2 separate regions of the Homo sapiens genome follow, and region 2 is linked to region 1. A link is a loop called in an ENCODE intact Hi-C map of the cell type or tissue named here. Cell type or tissue: Calu3. All regions are shown on one strand. Links, peaks and the distances in the headings refer to the core of each region. The heading gives the core; the rest is flanking DNA.

The links. A loop is a pair of places that touch in the nucleus more often than their neighbours do. Peaks named below come from ENCODE experiments on the same cell type or tissue, not always from the same donor. Only the 100,000 strongest peaks of a DNase experiment are listed, where the experiment ranks them.
Region 2: it touches region 1 in a loop (2.7-fold over the local background); 7 of 110 quality-filtered maps call a loop at or near these places.

The regions. Positions count from the first base shown.
Region 1 is chr6:28,576,369-28,584,708 of GRCh38, reverse strand. It overlaps SCAND3 (SCAN domain containing 3), which reads left to right. Exons shown (of 4, transcript NM_052923.2): 2 at 5,290-5,437. Among named protein-coding and RNA genes, the nearest start is that of SCAND3, 6.8 kb to the left of the region's middle. In Calu3, for the core only: CTCF peaks have their summits at 3,776 and 4,036 (motif pointing right); no DNase peak of the experiment used is centred there.
Region 2 is chr6:28,121,267-28,129,606 of GRCh38, reverse strand. ZSCAN16 (zinc finger and SCAN domain containing 16) reads right to left here and starts at 4,998. Exons shown (of 4, transcript NM_025231.3): 1 at 4,930-4,998; 2 at 3,777-4,194; 3 at 2,686-2,824; 4 at 1-177. The coding sequence starts at 4,163. It overlaps ZSCAN16-AS1 (ZSCAN16 antisense RNA 1), which reads left to right. Exons shown (of 2, transcript NR_103456.1): 2 at 6,396-7,812. RefSeq lists an enhancer at 4,853-5,354. In Calu3, for the core only: no CTCF peak of the experiment used is centred there; a DNase peak (open chromatin) is centred at 5,046.

The DNA of each region.
Region 1 (8,340 bases), core at 257-8,256:
TTTTTATGAAACCAGTCTCTATTGGAAGCAGATGCCCTCAAGGGGATATGTGGAGAATTTGGATGCATTGATCCAGAATGGAGTAAGCAGGACTGGAAGTACTCTAGAAACACACTGTGGGGTTTAAGGCTACAAAGGATCAACTGATGGTGATGCTGGGTGCAAATGCCAGTGGAATTTTAAAGCTAAAGCCTGTGATTATCATTCTGCCAATCTATAAGCTTTAAAATGAATTGTAAAGACTAGCCTTGGTGCCTACTACAGGTCTAGCAAGAGAGACTAGATGACAGGGCAGATATTTTCTGATCTTTCGGGTGATTTTTTTGTAGATTAAAAAAAAATAAAACATTGCAAGAGAAAAAAATTGTCTTTTAAAATTCTTATAATTCTCAGTGATACACCAAGCCACCCTCCAGTAGTCACTGAGCTTTCCTCAAATATCACAGTTCTCATTTTACCTCCCAATACAACTTCTTTACTGCAGCCCCTTAATCATGGTGTGATTGCAATCTTTAAAGCTTATTATTTAAAGCAAACATTCAAGATATTGGTTGCCTATACAGGGGGTGACAGTGCCCTAACATTTTTTGAATTCTGTAAATGATTCAACATTAAACTTATTATTGATATTATTGTAGAGGCCTGGAATGATTTCACAAAAGCCTGTTTGCACGGGGTGTGATATACAATTCTCCCTGATTTAATTTATGATTCCAAAGCCTTTGAGCCTTCAGAAGATCTCCCCAAAACCAACCCAAGCTGTATCGCTCTTGCAAAGGGGGTTGGATTTGAAGAAGTTGCTAGTGAGGATAATGCGGAGCTGCTGCAATCTGACACACAGGATCTTTCTACAGAAGAGCTGCAAGTTAGTTGCTGAGGCACAAATGGAAGGTGTGGAGGAAGAAGAACATGCAGTTCCACAAGCTACAAGCTGCCTCCCAAGAGCTTTTCACTTCTCAGTTATCTTCTGCTTCAAGTATGATAGAGAAGCAGTTGGAGTAGATAAAAGATAATGACTACAATGCAGAACGCAGCATGATTTCACTTCATGACATAAAGCCCTAATTGGACCCATATAAACAGCTTCTTTATGAAAGAAGGAAAGTGTTAAAACAGCAAACACTGGGTATCTTTTTATAAGCCAGTGTCAAATAAATAAAAACAAGATGATAAACGGGAACCCACATCATGTTTCTTGTAGTATCACTATATCCAAGGGTGGAAGAATATAACATCAAATGTTCAAGCGTCTTCACTTGGATTTTTGATGATTATATCTTTCCACCTTTGAATTGTTGTTGTTGTTGTTTGTTTGTTTGTTTGTTTTGAGACAGAGTCTCGCTCTGTCCCCTGGGCTGCAGTGTAGTGGCACGATCTCGGCTCACTGCAAGCTCTGCCTCCGGGGTTCAGTCATTCTCCTGCCTCAGCCTCCCGAGTAGCTGGGACTACAGGCGCCCGCCACCACGCCCGGCTAATTTTTAGTAGATACGAGGTTTCACCGTGTTAACCAGGATGGTCTCAGTCTCCTGACCTCGTGATCCGCCCACCTCGGCCTCCCAAAGTGTTGGGAATACAGGCGTGAGCCACCGTGCCCGACCCACCTTTGAATTTTTGATGATTATATCCTTCCACCCTTGCCCCCCCTTTCCTCACACTTGTTTCTAACAAGATAACATCACCTTTCTAAGGTAAAATCCTATACTTAAAGTAAGATTTATTAATGTCTTATATTTTTACTAGAGTTTTTATAGTGTTTTTTATTTTATTTTATTTTTATTTTTATTTTTTGAGACGGAGTCTCACTCTGTCCCCAGGCAGGAGTGCAGTGGCAGGATCTTGGCTCACTGCAACCTCTGCCTCCCTGGTACAAGCGATTCTCCTGCCTCAGCCTCCTAAGTAGCTGGGATTTACAGGCAAGCGCCACCACGCCCAGCTAATTTTTGTATTTTTAGTAGAGACGTGGCTTCACCATGTTGGCCAGGATGGTCTCGATCTCTTGATCTCATGATCCGCCCGCGTCAGCCTCCCAAAGTGCTGGGAGTACAGGCGTGAGCCACCGTGCGCCAGCCGGGAGTTGTTATAGTTTTAATAATGCTCTAGTGACAAAGTTGTGTAGGTGTTAAAATAGTCCACCCTTTAACCGTATTTTCCCCATAAATCCTGTCACTTTTCTGCAGTTTTGCAGAAAGCATGTTTTTTTAATACATTCATATGTTATGTTGCAGCACAAATGCCTATATAAGCAGTTTCTCACGTCTAGTCAGCACACCCTTTTCTCTTTGCTTTAAATAACAAATACTGTAGTTTTTTTCCCCCTTAAGATATGCCTGTTACTTTAGAATAGGGGTATCCAATCTTTTGGCTTCCCTGGGCCATATTGGAAGAATAATTGTCTTGGGCCACACTAAAATACACTAACACTAACGATTGCTGATGAGCTTAAAAAAAATCACAAAACAATCTTACAATGTTTTAAGAAAGTTTACAAGATTGTGTTGGGCCACATTCAGAACTGTCCTGGGCTGCAAGTGGCCTGCAGGCTGCAGGGTGGATAAGCTTGCTTTAAAATTTCCCCTTCTAGCTTTGTTGAAAAATGTAGCTTCTGGTAGGACTTGGTGTTTGGTCAGTTCCTTGGGTATTGTTCAGGTTATACGCTGATCATGTTTGATAGTTTTTTTAATGTGGTCAGAGTTATAAATATCTCTTAGTGTTGTTGAATATCAAGTTTGTATAAATGTTTCTCATTTTTCTTGTTTTTGTGTGATTTCCCCCACAGGGGAAATACCACTGGCAGACACTTTTAGCTGCCAACCCAGTGTCTATTCTACCCTTCTTTCCTCCCGACAAAATGTTGGTTTTGTTCATACTGGCAATATATCTAATTAAATTCTTTTCCAGGCTTCCTTGTTCTAGAGTTAACTATGCAACAGAATTCTGGCCAGGGAGAAATAAGCATATTTCGGGGAGGAGGTTCCTGGGGAAGCTTTTATTTTCCTGATAGGATAGGGGAGATTACTTTAGTTTCACCTTTTCTCACTTCCAGTCTTGAACACTAATATGATATCTGGCCATCTTCTGACCATTAAGTGATGGTAAGCATGAGGCCAAATGCTAGTGTTAAAAGTGACAGAGCAGAAATATGAAGACAGCTAGGGTCCCTGAAAAACTGTTAGATAAATGAGTTGGTGCCAGCAACTACCTTCTTCTAGGCTTCTTGTTATGTAACAAAAATAAACCCCTATTTGTTTGTGCCACTGTAAGTTAGATGTTCGAATTTATTGGAAATATGTGCATTTCTAATGAACACAGCAATATTTACTCTACCATATTACAACCAAAAGTTTCTTTCCAGCATTTTTATTTATTTATTTGAGATGGAATCTCACTCTGTCACCCAGGCTGGAGGGCAGTGGCACGATCTTGGCTCACTGCAACCTCCACCTCCCAGGCTCAAGCAATCTGCCTTCCTCAGCCTCCTGAGTAGCTGGGACCACAGATATGTGCTACCATGCCTGGCTAATTTTTTGTATTTTGGGCAGTGATGAGGTTTCACTATGTTGCCCAGGCTGGTCTCGAATTCCTGAGCTCAAGCAATCCTCCCACCTCGGCCTCCCAAAGTGCTGAGATTACAGATGTCAGCTACTGCACTCAGCTTCTTTCCAGCGTTAAAAAAAATCAAACCCAGGAATTGAATACTGAAAGACTAATGACTGTCATGACCAGTTTGAAGTAACTTCAGTTTTGTAATTTATTACCACTACCCAAGGTACTCTTCAAACTTCTGTGGTAGAGGCAGAAGTGGAGTTCCTCCCGGTTCTAAGACCAGGCCCACCCATTTTGGTCTAGTCCAGCTGGTGGAAAAGTAGAGGAATCAAGAGACTAGATTTGTGTTTGTGCTTGGGGGGGTGGGGGGGTGGGGGAGAGTCAGTGAATAATTCAGCACAATGAACCATATCCATATTTTGTTTCTTAGTTGCTCCAAAAGCTGGGATTGTGTATACTAACATTACAGAATTGATACATTGTTTAATTATAAACAGCAGGTGGCCCTCTTTCACAGATTCTGTTTCTGGCAGTTATGCAAAGATTTAGACAAATTGAAATGCATGCTATTATATTATACAAAGCAATTTACATAAGATACCTTATTAAGCTCAGAGAAGGGAAAAACATACCAAAGGGAACTGGCTTAACCATTTTATGAATTTTGAGAAAATGATTTTTTGAAATGTGCTTTGCACAGTTTAAGAATTTTTTTTTTTTTTTTGAGACGGAGTCTCGCTCTGTCGTGCAGTGGCATGATCTCAACTCACTGCAACCTCTGCCTCCTGAGTTCAAATGATCCTCCTGCCTCAGCCTCCTGAGTAGCTGGGACTACAGGCGTGCACCACCTCGTCTGGCTAATTTTTGTGTTTTTAGTAGAGATGGGGTTTCATCATGTTGGCTAAGTTGGTCCCGAACTCGTTACCTCAGGTGATGCATCCACCTTGGCCTCCTTTTATTAGTCCCAAAATGCTGGGATTACAGGCATGAGCCACCATGCCCGGCAAGAATAAATTTATTATGTGGTATCCAAGTTGGAGGAAAGGAGCATGACACAGAATCTTAAATCCCAACATGATATTCTAATAATATGTAGGCTTTCATCTCCTCCTATGTCACTGGATATTCCCTTTTAGAATATTCTGGTTTATGTGCAATTTTGGGATTCACTATCCATGGACATTTTCCAACTCGATGTAGCGTAAGTGTAACCATTAATAACTCTGTAATCCTTTAACAATTTGTACATTTTCTTAGGCCTGGTGAATCTGCATTATTAATAGTAGAGACAGGGTTTCTCCATGTTGGCCAGGCTGCTCTCGAACTCCTGACCTCAGGTGATCCACCTGCCTCGACCTCCCAAAGTGCTGGGATTACAGGCATGAGCCACTGCACCCAGCCCAATATTTACTTTTAATTAACCACACTGGAACTCATTTACAATTTTTTTCAGTCATCACGGTTTAGGAGATATTTCTTTAACGTGCTTTCATTGTTATTCCCAGAAACAGAAACCAAAGGGATGCGTTTTAACTCCTGTCCTATAGAGACATCAGTTTCTGTTGTATGGCTCTGGCTTTATTAGTCCCAGCATTTTTCATTTCTCTTCATGTTTTATCTTGTACTTAAGAATTCAGTAAAGACTGATTTTCTTCTTACATTCTATTTTAGTGGAAGAATACAAGTTTAGCTATGACAAACTACAATTATTTGTATTGTTTACCAAATGCACCTACTTGTCCACAGGTCTCACAGGGCACATATGGGCAGGAAGTTTCTATGGAAGAAATGATCCCTCTGGATTCTGCAAAGGAGTCTTTAGGCACCCAGCTTCAGTCTATGGAAGATAGAATGGAATGTGAATCTCCAGAGCCACACCCACTTCAAGATAATGGTGAGAATAATTTAGTTCTAAGAAAGAAGGTGAGACTTGGGAGAATGAAGGGTCTAGTATTGAAAGTTATCAAACCTCATTCCATTTCAGCTTCTACTGAATGTATTAATAGTTGAAGGAAAAGCCAATCAGTATAGTGTAATGTTATTAAGGGAGTTGAATTAAAACAGTCAGATAATAATGTCAAAAATACTTGAACACAAGATTTTTCATGGATACTTTGTAATGAAGTTAGTAAGTACCTGTGGATAAATCAGATACCTCTGTATGTAAATACTGAGCACTTGTCAGTGTAGTCATGGGTCCCATTGCTGTAGCCTCTGACCACAATTTTTGTCACATAATGACTGTGTATACATTGGAAATACTATTTGGAAATTCTACCTTAGAATATGGAATTTCTGAAGTCTATGTTTATTAGTGTTCTAAGGTCTGTTATTGGTATAATGTATAGTAGAGGTGGAGTCTGGCCTGGTTCTGGAACAGCTATCTTTTCCATTTAAAAAGGATTAGGTAAAATGGATACAATGTTTTTCTCCTCTTATAGCCCTAACAATTTTCTTAGACATTAATATTGATTCTACAAACTTCTGGGGCTCATATTTTCCTGGTTCTCTTGACATTGCCCTGTATTTCTTCTTCTAATTCATTCTTATTTATTTTCCTTCTCTGCTTCTAGTTCTATAGCATGGCACAAAATGGATCAGTATGGAAAGAAATGCTATCCATAGGATGGTCTTTTTCAGTCACATTTTGAGATAGCACTTACCATTATTGTTATTTTATTATAAAGTTAACAATTTTCTATTGAACACTAGATGTAGTAACGTGTTAGATAATGTGAAAGATACTAGAGAAATAAGTGATCTCTGTTTCTTTAGAAACTTACAGTCTTGTTGCATCTACCTATAAAACAGTTAAAGAAAAAACTGCGATAGTGCTAACTTGTGTTATAAATAGATAATGATTTTCAGGAAAGGAAAACTCACTGTGAGTTTAAATTTAATGATCAAAGAAGCCTTACTGGAACAATTGAGAGTTAAATGAGGCCAAACCACACAGTAACATATCATTAATTTTAACCTAGTTTTAGAAAATATAAACATTTTAGATGATTTAAATTTAGTAGTTCATTACTGCTACAGAACCAAACGGGTTCACTTGCCTGGCACAGGAAAGCCAAACATCCACATCAACAGGAGAAAAGAGGGCATTTATTTGCAGAGTGTCAAGCAAGGAGAATTGGTCCCCTCAAAATTAAGACCCAGTTTCCCCAATGGTTTGCAAGTAAAGTTTTTTTAAAAGAAGGGAGTCAGAGGTTACAAGCAAAGTCATAAATCAATACGTGGACACTGTACATTATTTTGACCTAAAAAGGTAGGATGGACATCTCAGAGAAGGGGCTTACAGGTCATAGGTAGATTCAAAGATTTTTTGATTTGCAATTGGTTAAGGAGGCAAAGCTTTGTCTGAAAATTTGGGATCAGCAGAAAAAAAGGTTAGCTCTGGCTTGCGGGTGTGACTTCTTCCAGGCCCCACAGGAAGAACTTTAGAACAAAGCAGCGGTTGGAGTTCAGTCCTCAGTTCCCCATTATCTGAGGTCTTCAGACCAGTGGATCCATTTGGTGGAGGTATGGGTTTCTGAAAAACAACTTAGGGATATATGTTAAGATGCTATCTTTAGTTAATATAGGGAACATCTCATGACTAACTTTTTTGGATGTTGTTTTAAGGTATTACCTTCTTGTTTATCAAGTTGCTCATTTACTTCTTAAAGATAGTTAGATGCCTGGAATTTCCCTTGAAGGAACTCAAGATTTTCTGTTATTACCATGCTTGGGGTTAGGGGTGGCTGACAGGCCCCTAAGAGGGGTCCCTGCTCTGTCTCACTATTTGGTATGCAAATTGATAGTATAAATGATGTTGACTTGAGTGAAAGTATTTTTCCAAGCAACTATAAAACTATCTAGAGATGTTATGCTAATTCCAAATTATTATTTTTTACTTTTTCCAAAATAGTTTTTTTCCTTAACACTTAGCCAAATTTGAAGTATTCTTAGTGTTTCTGTTATTATGAGTATTCTAGAAATTTCTTTTAATAAGCTTTATTAAGTCAGAAATTTTTCACTGATTTTGACTCATCCAGTACTCTTATTAAAATTAGTAATGAAGCTATTTGTATTGAGTTTGTAGTTAATAGCCCTAAAAGGGAGCTGATATGAATATATTAGGTTGGAACTTACTCCTCAAATGTTGATGTAATAGCTAACCTGACTGAATAAAAGAGAAAATGTGTAGTGTGGAGATTTTTTTAAAAATCTATTATTGTCTTGCTGAGGTTCCTCCAAAAAAAAAAGTCTGAGACCGGGTGTGGTGGCTCACGCCTGTAATCCCAGCATTTTAGGAGGCCAAGGCAGGTGGATCATGAGGTCAGGAGATCGAGACCATCCTGGCTAACACAGTGAAACCCCGTCTCTACTAAAAATACAAAAAAAAAAAAAAAGTCTTTGCATAGTAAACAAACAAGTAAATGTTAATTTGCATCCTATTTTACATAAAACAGTGCTTCAATCCTGAAAACTGCTCTGGAAATTCATGTCCTGGCTTTCTGCTCTTTATTGTTTGAAACTTTTTGTTATTGGCTGGAGTTTCATTTACGCTCTTCATTCCACCAAAGTTGGATTCCTTAATCAAAATGGTATCCCCCTGGCCTGGTGCAGTAACTCACGCCTGTAATCCTAGCACTTTGGGAGGCTGAGGCTGGCAGGCAGATTGCTTGAGACCAGGAGTTCAAGACCAGTCTGGCCAACATGGTGAAACCCCATCTCTACTAAAAATAAAAACATTAGTCAAGTGTCATGGTGCGCACCTGTAGTCCCAGCTACTCGGGAGGCTGAGATAGG
Region 2 (8,340 bases), core at 58-8,057, 450 kb after region 1:
GTCTTCTTTCCCTCTGTTGCCATTCTGATCTGCCCTCATTTTCAATAATATCTTTGGACTTAGGATGCTGAGGAGTATCTTTGTTCAGTCTGTCATTTATCTCCCCAAGGAATTCCTTGTCTTTGGGCATATCTTCCTTCTGGAACAACTCTTCATTCTTAGTCCTAGTTTTATCACCTGTAACAAACAAACAGTACACAAACGGGTCCTATTCTATGTTTGAGAAGCAAACAGCCTATGGAAGAAAGAACATGTAAATGTTATAAATGTGTTATAAAATAATGAGAAGTCACATACAACACACATATCAAATATTTGGTACCATCTTATTTTTGGTATCATCATAGCACAGAGTCACAATGTAAGGAAGAAATTAAGAATTAAGGAAGATATCAGCAGAACAAGTTGTTTGAGAGTAGATTAAGAGAAGAAAAGGCAAAAATAGAGCTCAAGAGATAAGTTAGCAATACTATGTAAGGGAAGACGGATAAATGAGGGGACTATAGATATGCCAAGGATAATTAGAGAGACTGGAGAACAGAGATGGGGAGGGAGGTAAAAGTTTGGGAGAAACATGCAGGGGCCTGAAACATAGGTGGCAAGTAAAATCAAGTAAAAGTGAATGGAGAGGATAATAGGATTTGGGGTCTGAGAGGAATATAGTGAATAGGAACCATCCAAGGAGGGGAGTGTGTTTGAAGGATAATAATTAGCTGGAAGCAGGAAGCATGACAACATGCAGGTCAGAGTAAATAGAGGAATGAAAAGGAATAGGAAATGACAATGGATAGTCAGTGTATATGCTGGGTAAAATATTTTTTCCTGAAACTGATGTCCTTGCTGTCATCACCTCCTGTCTAAATCCTAGCTCGGTGGTTTCTAACCTTATTGTGCATCAGAATCAGCTGGATCGTTTATTAAAACACACATTGCTGATTTTCCCTCCTACAGACGACTCCTTATCAGAATCAAACTCAGAGCAGTTGCTATTCTTAGAATGTTATTCTCTGATGCTATTTTTTTTCACCGTTTCTTTGCCTAAAATGTCACCCCCTTTCAGCTCCCACCTGACCTTCTCAGCTCAAGCAAGCCTACTCTGTGATATTTTTGCAGGTGCACCTCAGGGATAGCTATCCTCTTTGTAGTTCACGGTGTATCTCTAGTATGGTAATTATTACACTATTGTAAGTGCTCACTCTCCTGCTTCTTGAAGAGAAGTAATGTAAGTGTCTAACCTTTGGATTCCTTACATTTAGTATAGTGTCTGGCATATAGCTGCTATTTAGTAAATACTCAGTGAAAGATGAATGAATCAAAAGACAGGTTGAGCCAGGCACAGTGGCTCATGCTTATAATCCTAGCACTTTGGGAAGCTAAGGTGGAAAGATCACTTGAGCCCAGGAGTTTGAGACAAGCCTGGGAAACATAGTGAGACCTCTCCTCTAAAAAAAATAAAATAAAATAAAAATAAAAAAGAACAGATAGGAGGTTCTTAACGTCACTTCTAAAGCCAAACAGTAACCAGCACTCCACTCCTAGAGTTAAAGCACTGAAAGGCTTCTTTACATTACATATAATTAAATGTCATCCTTTCCAGATAGCAGCTAGGAACATCTTAGCTCAAAATAATTTTTCAGATTAGACAAATCATCTGGTAGGGATCCTACAGGATGGGATATTGGTAAAACTTAAGTAGTAAGAATACAAAATAGGCTAGAGTATAAGGAACTACCCGGAGAGGCATTATTAGACATGGGAGCCTCTAGAGAAAGGGTGGTGAGCACTGAAAAAGGTAGGGTTTGGATAAACTGGAATTTAAAATTCACCAGCTTTTTAATGTAGCCTGGGGATACACTAGACACCCTAGTTTGTAATTAGGGAGCTGGGATGGGGGATAAAACCCAATTAATTTGACATGCAGATAAAAACAAGAAACTTTGCTGTATTGACTGATCATTGTCTCTCTTCCCTACTTCTTTCATCATGGGAATGTGTTATAGATTGACTTGTCTTCCTCCACAAATTCATACATTGAAGCCCTAACCCCTTTCAAACATTACTGTATATGACGATAGGGCTTTAATGAAGTAATTAAGGTTGAATAAGGTCATAAGGGTAGGACCCTAATCCAATAGTACTAGTGTCCTTACAAGAGGAAGAGACACCAGGAGTGTGTGTGTACAGAGAAAGGCCATGTGAAGACACAGCAAGAGGTCTGCAAGCCAAGGAGAGTAGCCTTACTAGTAACTAACCCTGTAAGCATATTCATCTTGGACTTCCAGCCTCCAGAACTGTGAGAAAATAAATTTCTGTTAAGCCACCCATAAGTCCATGGTATTCTGTATGACAGGCCTCGCTGACTAATACAGAGTGCCATAAGTTCTCCTGTCTCAAAATGGAAATTTAGGGGGATTTGGAACAAGAATCATTAGATAACAACAGAATTATAAGGATATTAAATAAACTCCATCCTCATCCCTTGGGCCAAATAGCAGCTTTTTTGTCTAGTGAGAAACTAAAATATAACTCCATCATGGAGCAAGGGTAAGAGGAGGATAAAATTGTCCATAGTGAGGTGGAGGACAAGCAGGAAATCTTTAAAAGGAGAAGATGAAAGTGAGAAAGTTTTCCTCTAACCTAAGGAAGTACCTCTACCCTCATACACTCAGAACTGTTCCTGCTTACCATTCCTTTGTGGTTTCCCAGCTTCCTGCTCCAGCTGGGTCTTTTTGGGATGGAGCTGGACAGTCAGTGATTCATATGGCCTTCCCAAGGGGGCCAACTTGTCCATGAGTATGTCCCGTCTTTCTGAATTGCCTGGGACCTAGGGAAAATGAGGTGTGTAAGGTGAATTTTATGGAAACTTAAGTAACTTCAGATAAAACAATCAAATGAAACATCTTCCAGGGACATAGAAAGGGGGGACAAATTCTCATTTCATTGTAAATGGCAATAATGGCTAGGAGAAGGAACAGAGGCTAATCTCTACAATTCAGGACACTAGAGAGTAAAATTCAACGTCTCTTCTTTCATTGATCTGCAGAAGTCCAGGATCAGAGCACTGGGATTTGGAAGGTAGCTTAAAAATCATCTAGCCCAACTTCCAGCAAATGGGAGCATTTCTTCTATAACCATGCTATCCGATATGGTAGTCACTAGCAAAATGTGGTTACTGAGTACTTAAAATATGGCTAGTACAAATGAGATAAGCTAAATGTAAGATACATACCAAATTTTGAAAATTTAAAGCACAGATATCTAAAATACCTCATTAAAAATATTGATTACATGATTAAATATTGTGGGCTAAATAAAATATATATTTCACCTTTTTTTTTAATGTGGCTACTAGAAAATTTAAATACATATACAGCTTGCATTATATTTCTGTTGGACAGTCCTATTCTGCAATATCCTTGACATCTACTTGAATCTCCGCTTGAATACCTATATGGAAAGGGAGTTTCTTATGGGGTAGCCTATTTTATTTATGGGTATCTATGAATGGCAGAAAATTATTTCTTTTCCTCTGATACCTGATTGCCTTTTGGTAACTTCCCACTGATCCTAGCCTTCCAAACAGGCATAGAATCAGTCTAGTGACTCTCCTCTCTTTACCCAGCCACACTTTAATTATTTGACATAGGTAGTCAGGTCCCTTCCTATGCCTTGTTCTTTAGAGGATAAATATTTTCAGATGTTCTTTCATATGCCTTTTGCTTTGGCTCCATCCATATCCCCTGATCACTCACAGCCAGATGACTGCCCCTTCACACCTGCTTTCCAGGTTCATCAAGCTCTCTCTCCAGATCCTCCAGTACCGTCACTGCCTCCTCTCCAGTCTCTGGATGGTGTGCACGCACCCATGCTTGCAGGTCTTTAGGAAGAATGCTCAGGAACTGTTCTAGCACCAGCAGGTCTAAAATCTGCTCCTTGGTGTGGCATTCTGGCCTCAGCCACTGACGGCAGAGCTCCCACAGCTGGGTAAGAGCTTCACGGGGTCCAGGTGCATCCTGATAGCAGAGCTTCCTGAAGTGTTGTCTATAGAGTTCCCTCCTGTGAGGACTGCACTTTTGTGAGCTGGAATCCTGTCCCCAGTAATGGTCCTCTGCCTTAATTATCAGAAGTCCTTTTTGGTCCTCAGGTTCCAGGGCTGTGGTCATTCTGGGCTTTGCCAGGAGATTTATCCTCTATCTGGGATTGAGTCAAAGAGAATCTCTTAGAATCCTGCCTCAGAGACACTCCTAAGGCATAAAAAGTTGTTACCATAGAGAAATTACAAAAATTTCTGTGAACATAAACACATCATAATGAAGCCAAGCCACCAGAAGTCAATCAGAGAAAACAGTCTTATAGGAAGCTGAAACAAAACAAAACAAAACAAAACAAAAAACAGTGACGCAGGGATATGATTTGAATCTGTGCTCTATTGTGTAACTTAGAGGAAGTTATTTATCTGGACTAGAACTACAGATCCTCAGGTACAATTCTCATGTGTGTTACAGGGTTGATATACAGATTACATGAGAACGTATGCAACGTCCCTGGCATGGCAGCGGGCACTAGTAAGCACTAAATAAACGCCAAGTATTATTAACGGCTTTGTTAAAAGGCTCTTCATTCTGTTACCATGAGATGCACGGGCCAGCTTGTGCCCCCAGGATTCACTGGTTATAGGATATGTGTGCCAACCCTGGAAGGGGATCAGACAGATGCCTCTGCAGAGGAACCCGCAACCAGTGTCCCCCTTCCACCCATCCTCTCCCGGAAGGCTGGGCCAAATCCTCTCCTGTAGATCTGTTGGGGGGCGGAGGGAGGGACAGGAGTGTTACACTCTGCCCGCGACAGGGAGGTGTGGGGAGGGTGTTGCTGCTGACCACAGCTGCGTCTTGTCCCCTTTTCTCCACCTGGGAGCCGGGAGACACTCACCTTACGCGCAGGGAGGAACAGGTGCAACAGCTAGCGTCCTTTGGACAGCCCCGAACAAAGACTAGACTCAAAGACACCAATCGGCGCCCGGCCGCTTCAGCCGGGCACTTCCGGGCCGCTCTAGGAAGCTTCGCCTCTGTGGCAGCTTGAGTGCTTGCCTCCTCGGCCCTAGCCAGTGGAGGACCCGGCTTTTACGCCTCGTATTGATGGGATTGCGGGATCTGCGAGCAAGTCTTATTTGTACTTCTTTAAAACGTTTTTCGGTTTAATTATTGAGTAATATGGATAAGTAATGCATTCACATACATTTATTAAAAAGAGTAAATGTCCCCCAGCGTCTAGTTTGACAATATTTTTCGTGACTTGTATATCCTTCCGTAGATATATTACACCGTTATAGATTGTCCGCGCTTTTTCCCCTCTGCACAAATAGTAGCACTTCTGTACCTTTCTTATTTTTCTTTTTACCAGGTGGTCTTGGTAAAGGCTGTACATAAGTGTTTCCTTGATCTTGCTCTTTTTTAAACAACTGCACGGTATTCAACTGTGTATTATGTTCTATAATTTGTTAATAAGTACCCCATTGGTGGTCATGAGGTTGTTTCCAATTCTTCTTTTTCAAACATTGCTGCAATAACTTACTGTGAACTCACATCATTTTTCATGTGTAAGGATATATCCATAGTCTGTATGTCTAGAAAGGGAATTACTACAGCATAGAATAGGGAAATTTGTACTTTTGTTAATGCCAAATCACCAATCATAGGATCTACTAGCAGTATTCTTATTTACCTATACTTGTCAACACAGTGTTATAAAATATTTTGATCTTTGCCAAATTGATGGGTGAAAAATGCTCTTAGTTTTTTACTCCCTCTTCTCCTTTCTTACACAAATATTGATTTATCTACTATGCCAGGCACTATTGTGGAAGCTGGAACTAATTTTGAGCAAAACAATGCCCTTCCTTTCATGGAATTTATAATCTTGTGTGTGTGTGTATGTGTGTGTGTGTGTGTGTGTGTGCTGGGGAGGCAGGCAATAAACCAAAAAATATACATAGTGTATAGAGAGTGGATATCAGTTCTAAGGAGAAAATAAAGGAAATAGGGAATTTGGGGTGAGAATGAAGTGATGCAATTTAAATAGGATATTCATGGAGGACCTGACTAGGAAATTGACATTTGAGCAAAGATTGAGGGAGCTGAGGGAATGGGCCATCAGGGATAAAGATGTTTCAGGGAGAGGGATAACAAATGCAAAAGCCTGGAGTGGAGTGTGTTTTAAGTATTTTGGGCAAAGGAAGGGTGCTTGTTTTTCTGGAGCTGAGTGAGCAAAAGAGCGTTGGGTGGAGAGATAGTGAGAGCCTTGGGTGAGTGCAAGGGTATTTTTACTCTAAAATGATAAAATGATAAGCTACTCAGTTTATTTTCTTTTCTCTTTTCTTTCCTTTTCCTTTGTTTTAGGAGATGGGTCTCACTCTGTCACCCAGACTGGAGTGCAGTGAGTGGTGCGATCATAGCTTACTGCAGCCTGAAACTCCTGGGCTCAAGTGATCTTCTCGCCTCAGCCTCCTGAGTAGCTGGAGCTACAGGTGTGAGCTACCCAGCATGGCTCATTTGAGATTTCTGAGTAGAGAAGTAACATGATTAAACTTGGGTATTGAGATTATTATTTTGGCTGCTATGTTAACAGTAGACTTGAATGTGAAGGGGTTGGGCAAGGGCAGAAGCAGGGAGACAGGTTGGAAAGTTGGAGTGGGAAGGGCCTTTTTAAGAATAACACAAACCCCTAAAGACATAAAACTGAAAAGGCCATGGAGGAAAAGATAAATGAAACTGGCCTTGTAAAATTGAAATATTTGAATGAAAAAAGTAAAAATAAAATATAAACTAAAAGTAAAATATGCCACACATCTAAAAGACACAGCTGATTTTCCTGATATACAAAGACCTTTTATCTTACCAAAAAATAAAAATATGAACAAGCCAATAGAAAAATAGACAAAGTACTTAACCTGCATGCATTTATTGTCAGGCCTCTGACAATATGATACTAAGCCATCATAGCCCCTGTGACCGCCACGTATACATCCAGATGACCTGGAGCAACTGAAGAACCACAAAAGATGGCATTCCACCATTGAGATTTGTTCCTGCCCCACCCCAACTAATCAATCGACCTTGTGACATTCCCCCTGCCCCCGACAGTGAGTCTCATGATCTCCCCACCCAGCACCTTGGCACCTTGTGACCCCCGCCCCTGCCCACAAGAGATAACCACCTTTAACTGTAATTTTCCACTACCTACCCAAATCCTATAAAACTGCCCCACCCCTATCTCCCTTTGCTGACTCTCTTTTTGGACTCAGCCCACTTGCACCCAAGTGAAATAAACAGCCTTGTTGCTCACACAAAGCCTGTTGGTGGACTCTCTTCACACAGACTCACTTGACATTTATAGAACACAAAATTAAGAATAGTGAATATGAAAAGGTTCACTAATAAGAATTTAAACAAAACAAGAAAGATTTTTAAGATTGCTAAAGACAAACGATTTATAATATTCAGTGTTAGGAGGTGTGTGGATATACAGGCATACTTAGTTTTACATTTTTAGAAGGTAAGACTTATTTAGAAGGTAAGAAGTTGTCCATACCCCTTGATTCAACAACTTAGCTTCTTGGAATTATCCATATAGAAATGCTTACATAAATGTTTGAACGTATGTACAAAGAAGCACTATTTATTTAAATTGGGAAACTTGAATGCCTAACATTTGGAATTTAAATTTTTATATGTCTATTCATTAAAATACCACCCAGTTTTTAGAAACTAAGAGATGCTAAAGGTATATTGAGTAAAATAAAAAGTTACAAAAGATATGGTATGATTGTTTTTGTGAAAATTATTATCTTAAAAATGTTGGCCGGGCAAGGTGGCTCACACCTGTAATCCTAGCACTTTGGGAGGCCGAGGCAGGCGGATCACGAGGTCAAGAGATCGAGACCATCCTGGCCAACACGGTGAAAGCCCATCTGTACTAAAAATACAAAAATTAGCTGGGCATGGTGGCATGTGCCTGTTAGTCCCAGCTACTTAGGAGGCTGAGGCAGGAGAATCACTTGAACCCAGGAGGTAGAAGTTGCAGTGAGCCGAGATCATGCCACTGCACTCCAGCCTGGCGACAGAGTGAGACTCTGTCTTAAAAAAAAAAAAAAAATTCACTATGAGTATCAGTTGGGGGTAAACTTAAGGAGAACCTGCATTTTATACATTATATATTTCTGGAACATTTCAATTTCTTATGAAGATTTGCTACTGGTATAAATGGGAAAAGATAATTGTTCTTAAAACCCTATTTATTCTCCACAACCTATAAAAAAATTTTCCTGTTTGGAGAATTTCATCA